2 separate regions of the Homo sapiens genome follow, and region 2 is linked to region 1. The links are chromatin loops, found by intact Hi-C in ENCODE. Cell type or tissue: CD4-positive, alpha-beta T cell. All regions are shown on one strand.

The links. A loop is a pair of places that touch in the nucleus more often than their neighbours do. Peaks named below come from ENCODE experiments on the same cell type or tissue, not always from the same donor. Only the 100,000 strongest peaks of a DNase experiment are listed, where the experiment ranks them.
Region 2: a loop joins it to region 1, with 2.1 times the contacts of the local background. A loop is called at or near these places in 4 of 110 quality-filtered maps.

What each region holds. Positions count from the first base shown.
Region 1 is chr1:116,231,484-116,233,983 of GRCh38, forward strand. No RefSeq gene overlaps it. Among named protein-coding and RNA genes, the nearest start is that of MAB21L3, 120 kb to the left of the region's middle. In CD4-positive, alpha-beta T cell, a CTCF peak has its summit at 1,556; a DNase peak (open chromatin) is centred at 1,618.
Region 2 is chr1:116,150,703-116,153,202 of GRCh38, forward strand. No RefSeq gene overlaps it. Among named protein-coding and RNA genes, the nearest start is that of MAB21L3, 41 kb to the left of the region's middle. RefSeq lists a silencer at 1,385-1,804. In CD4-positive, alpha-beta T cell, a CTCF peak has its summit at 1,491 (motif pointing right); DNase peaks (open chromatin) are centred at 659 and 1,489; H3K4me3 peaks cover 1,063 bases; H3K27ac peaks cover 573 bases.

The DNA of each region.
Region 1 (2,500 bases):
TCCATGAAGTCTGCAACTCTTTCCAACTCTGCTGTGAAAGAGGTGGGGCTTGTCTTTGCTCTTTCCCACCTCGACTTCTGAGCCATTGTCAGCGCTCCTCCTTTCTCTTCCTCTACTGGTCCTGAGACCCTGTGTCCCTGGGACTCCTGGCCTCCCCCACCCCAAGACTGCTTGCACTGGCTCCTCTTCAGGGTCGTTGCTTCTCAGTTCTCTAATTTGATAAATTACGCTAATGGCTGAAAATAGGTCAAACACTGCACATTTTCAATCCTATTTTAAGCTTTGGGGAGATCAAGCTTCAATAGAAAATGAATACAAAGACTATTTAATGGACATGCTGGGTGAAGGATAAACTACTTTCCTCATAATACAAACATTTATACAGCATTTATTATCTTGGAGGAAATGAGCTAGGAAATCCATGGGCAGTATGGTGCAATCATGCCCCCCCACCATCCCAATGCTGTGGCACAGAAAGTTTGGCATGGAGAGCCGGTCAGAGCTCTGTTTGAGTCCTTGATGTGAGACACTGGCCAAGTGGCAAGCTCTTGTTGCCACAGGTCTGTAAAATGGAGATGAGAATACCTACTCACGAGGTTCCTGTGGGGATTTGATGAGCTATAAGTAGGCATGCCTGCTAGGTATTAGGAGTTTAATTTTTGAATATGTTAGTTCCTTTCCTTCTCAGAAAGCTAACATTGCAGTTAGGGAGGTAAAGTCACTAACAGGAATTTACTTGAGGTTAACTGCCTTTCCAACAGCCTCACCTTTCTGAACCTTGCAAAAGAACCACACAATCTAGGAAGGTGGTACTTATCGGGAACATAAGTGCTGCTTATTGGGATAGGTGACATGCAAACCACAGGATATAAGCACAGGTGAGAGGACACCAGCTCAGGTGAGAGGGCAGGAGTGAAGGCGAGAGGGCAGGGATACAGGTGAGAAGGTTGGGGTGCAGGTCTATGCCAAGTGGGTAAGGTCAAGCATGTATGGGGTTGGAGGGCAGGAAAGGAGGTGGTGGTGCGTGACAGGGAATGTGCCTCCCTTCCTTGAGTCACTTCTTGTCTTCTTGGCAATCTTTAAAAGCATGTCTTGAATTATCAAAATGATATATGCTTGTAAAAAGAAAAAGTCCAAACACTGCAAAATTGTGTAAGTTCTTTATCAAATTCATGTCCATTGCTTCTCTGATTCTCCCAGTCCCGCTGCCTAGCACTAAGTATTAACTGATGTTGTCCTTCCATACCTTCATCTATGCCAGGTCAAACATTTTTTAAAAAATTTTTAAATCATTGCTTTAATTTTAAAACACTGTTTTACCCTAAGAATTGTTCTGCAACTTGCTCTTTTCATTTTTTGTTTTTTTACTCGAAATCTATCATAGCCAATGTTCCACATCAGTAAGTACAGATGTACCTCATTATTTTTGAAAGTGCTGAATAGTACTACATAGCACAGATAGATATAATTTATTTAATTTGTTCTCAGTAAATTGTCCTCAATTTTTTGCTATTATAAACAATGGGCAATTTCTTCATTAATTCCACAGATGTGAACTGAGTAGTTACTATGTATTAGCCACCAGGCTGTGCCTTAGAGACACAAAAGTGAGTAAAAAGGTCACAGTCCTGTGCCCAAGGATCTCGTGGGCTGGGGAAAGCCTACTTCAGTGCAATAATCACACAGGCCAATGTAAATTGCAACTGTGACTGGGAGGCACACAACTCTCTCGGGGATTAAAATAAGAAGCTGTGACTTTGACAGGAAGTGGAGGAGGGCTTCCATAGGGATGATGGCTGAGGCAGTAGCAGTCACCTAGGTGCAGTAGGGTTATAGCTCTTTCATGCAGAGAACAGCTGCAGAATAGGCCAGCTGTGAAAAGAGCTGGAAAGCACAGGACTAAGGCAGACCAGAGTGGCAGTGGGTGGAGCACAGGGAATCAGTGGGGAGGAGAAGCAGCCTGCAGGGCTAGACCAGCAGGGCCTTGAGTCCACTTATGAGGTTTACCCTCTCTCCTGAGAGCCATGTGATTCCATGAGCGTGTTTAATGCACAGCGTGATGCACAGTGGACCTGTTAGGAGGGACTGCTCTGGTGGGAGATGATGGAGCTTGGCCTATGGTGGTGGCTATGGAGGGGAGAGAAGGGAATTCTTAGAAATATTAAGGAAATAAATGTCATTATTAGGGGTTTGGTGACAGAAGTCATGGGGCCTGTGGCCGGGGGTGAGATATCAGAGTGACTCCTAGATTTCTGGCTTGTGTGATTTGCAGTGAGGATACCACTTACTGAGATAGGCAACATGAACCACAGAGGGGGGTAAAGTGGAGGGGGAAAGGAGAGGGCAGGACACAGCCACCTCCCTTGGGCAACATTTGCCATCACTCTCCTTACTAAATATACCCTGTCATAGTAATTATCTTAATTTAATGTAATTGTTCCCTGTTGGTTCATTTTTCTACTTTTACACTCTTCAGGAGCGGGATCTACACCTTTTAATC
Region 2 (2,500 bases), 81 kb before region 1:
TCCCCATAGTGGTTTGCTGGTTCTCCTATTAGAATAAATATAAACTCTATGCCGGGAGAGGGCTTGTCTTATTCACTGTTGTATTATATCTCCGGCACTTGGAACAATGCTCAGTGGGTAAGAGCTCAATGAATAGTTGTTAAATAGATAATTGCATGAAGGAATGGATGAATACATGATTTTGCTCCATAATATGTATCTGCTTTGTGGCAGGGCTTGGATTTGAACCCGGGTCTTCTAATTCTCAGGCCAGGCTCTTTCCTCTACAAAGTAACATTTTGAGAGTCTGAAGAATCCCACATCTTTAGTTTTAGAGAAAGAAAAATTGCCTCTGGCTCCAGAAGCCTGTTTTCCCAGAAGGGCCTGGCTGTCCTCACTATGCAGAACACAGCTTGATGCAGCAGAGCTTGAGAATGCACACTCATGCTGCAGAGGGGCCAGCCTGGCAGCTCATCACAGCAGCCACTGACAACTGTGGGCACTGGTGGATACTTTGTAGCAGGTGTTTGCTGGACATGCCTAGCTTAACTGGGTTCCAACGTGCAACATGTAGACTGAACAACACACACACACACACACACACACACACACACACACACACACACACACACACTGCATTTAAACAAAGCACATCAGAAAAGAGTTCAGGCTTTCACCCTCCCTTCCTGCCAAGCACGGAGACAAACAGTACTGGTCTTGGTTCTCTTTGTCTCTGAGTCTAGACCATTCATTTCCTCTCATTCAACCAGCTTTATTTTTGGCGATGTAACTTTCTTTCGTGAGCATATATATTATGTTCTCAGACTTTGTAACCTATGAATCTCCTGTGAGGACCGACCTACGAATGCTCAGAATACAAAGGCCGGAGTGAGCAGTGCTCTCTGTGAGAGAGAATGTTACGGCAAATGAAAAAACCACCTTCACCACCTAAGCAGGATTCTTGCTTCTAATGCAAAATGTAACCTCCCTCTATAGGATGGATAGAGGGATATTAGGTTGAGCACTCAACACACTGGGGTGCTTACCACAGAGTACCCCAAAGTGTGGTTTAGGTCTGAGGGACCGGGTGAGCAAGGAAGGCTGCACCGGTGTAGGGACAGGCACAGTCTGGGTCCTTTGGTGGCCGGGGGTACAAAGGAAGCAGAGCCTGGGCTCCCATCCTCTCCTGCTGTCACAGCCCCTCCATGGAGGCCCTGGCCCTTCTCTCCTCCTCTCTCCTGCCTCTTTCCAGGATGTTCTTTGCCCCACAGTGAGATGTGAGGGGCATCAAGAAGGCTCCCTGCCATTGACTCTCTCTGTCCAGGGACCGCCATATGTGACTTGTGCTGTCTGTGACCAGGACGCGGGCTCTTGAAGGAGCAGCGAGGAGCAAGAGAGAGGGGAGCGGACGCCCCGACTCGCGCAGGGCTGAGGCTGGAGGGGAAGACTCACAGGGACTACGGTCTACGGGGAGGCCGCCTTGCGCGCCGCGGCTCGGAAGCGGCAGGGGGCGCCCGCGGCTCCTCGCGGCCCCGAGCCGTGAAGGGCTGGGGAAATTCCTCCCGCTGAAGGCAGAGAGCAGACTGGGACACTGCGGTTCCCGAGAGCCGCAGCCCCGCCGCCTCCGCCCACGCTGGCCCTCGGGAGGCGGAAGACTAGCTGACGGCGGCCCCCACACGCGCTCTGCAGCCTGGGGGTAACCCTCAGCCCACCCAGTGCCCAGCGAGGGGGCTCTGATCCACAGGCTCCGCCCAGCTCCCTGGGTCCTCTTTTCAGTGGGCCTCTTTTATTGCCTAGCACTGGGGATCGGGGTGGGGGGTGGACAGTTACCCCAGTATAGATACTGGCTCATCCGGACATATCTGTGCTGCTGCAGGGCACTCAGCCTCCTTCCCTGCAAGATTAGAGGGGCTGTGGAAGACAGAAGAAAGATGCTGTGCTCTTATGGACTCCTTTTCCTTAGACTAATGCCCACGGGGAAAGGAAAGGAAAGGGAAGGGAAGGGAGGGGAGGGAGTTAAGCGCTCCATCACCCCCAGGCCAGGCGTCATGGTAGGAAGGTCATAAAGAGGGTGGGTGGGTCAGAATGCTCCAGGAAAGGAAAGGATGGGACACCAAGATTTGCAGATACTGCCTATGTGCCTGGCACATATTTTAGGGGCTTTGTGCTTTATCTCATTTAATCCCCTCGGCACTCCTTTGGAGTAGGTAGGCAGCATAAACCCATTTTGCCAATGAACACTTGGAGGCTCACAGAGAAAAAAGAACTTGCCCAAGGTCATGGGCTGGAGTGGACAGAGCCATATTCTTTATGCGTTTGTCATAATGAGTTCCTTACAGTGCAGGTGACAGGAGAGACATGAAGGCACAGCCTACCAGGACCAGAAGTCCAGGAGGAAGACTCAGTCCTTCTGCTGGGCCCTGCAACCCTATGAGCCTCGCAGGAACCAAGAGAGAGGGAGTTGAGCAGAGAGGGACCCAGAGGCACCCTCTGTGGGTGCTGTTCCCTGACCTTGACATAG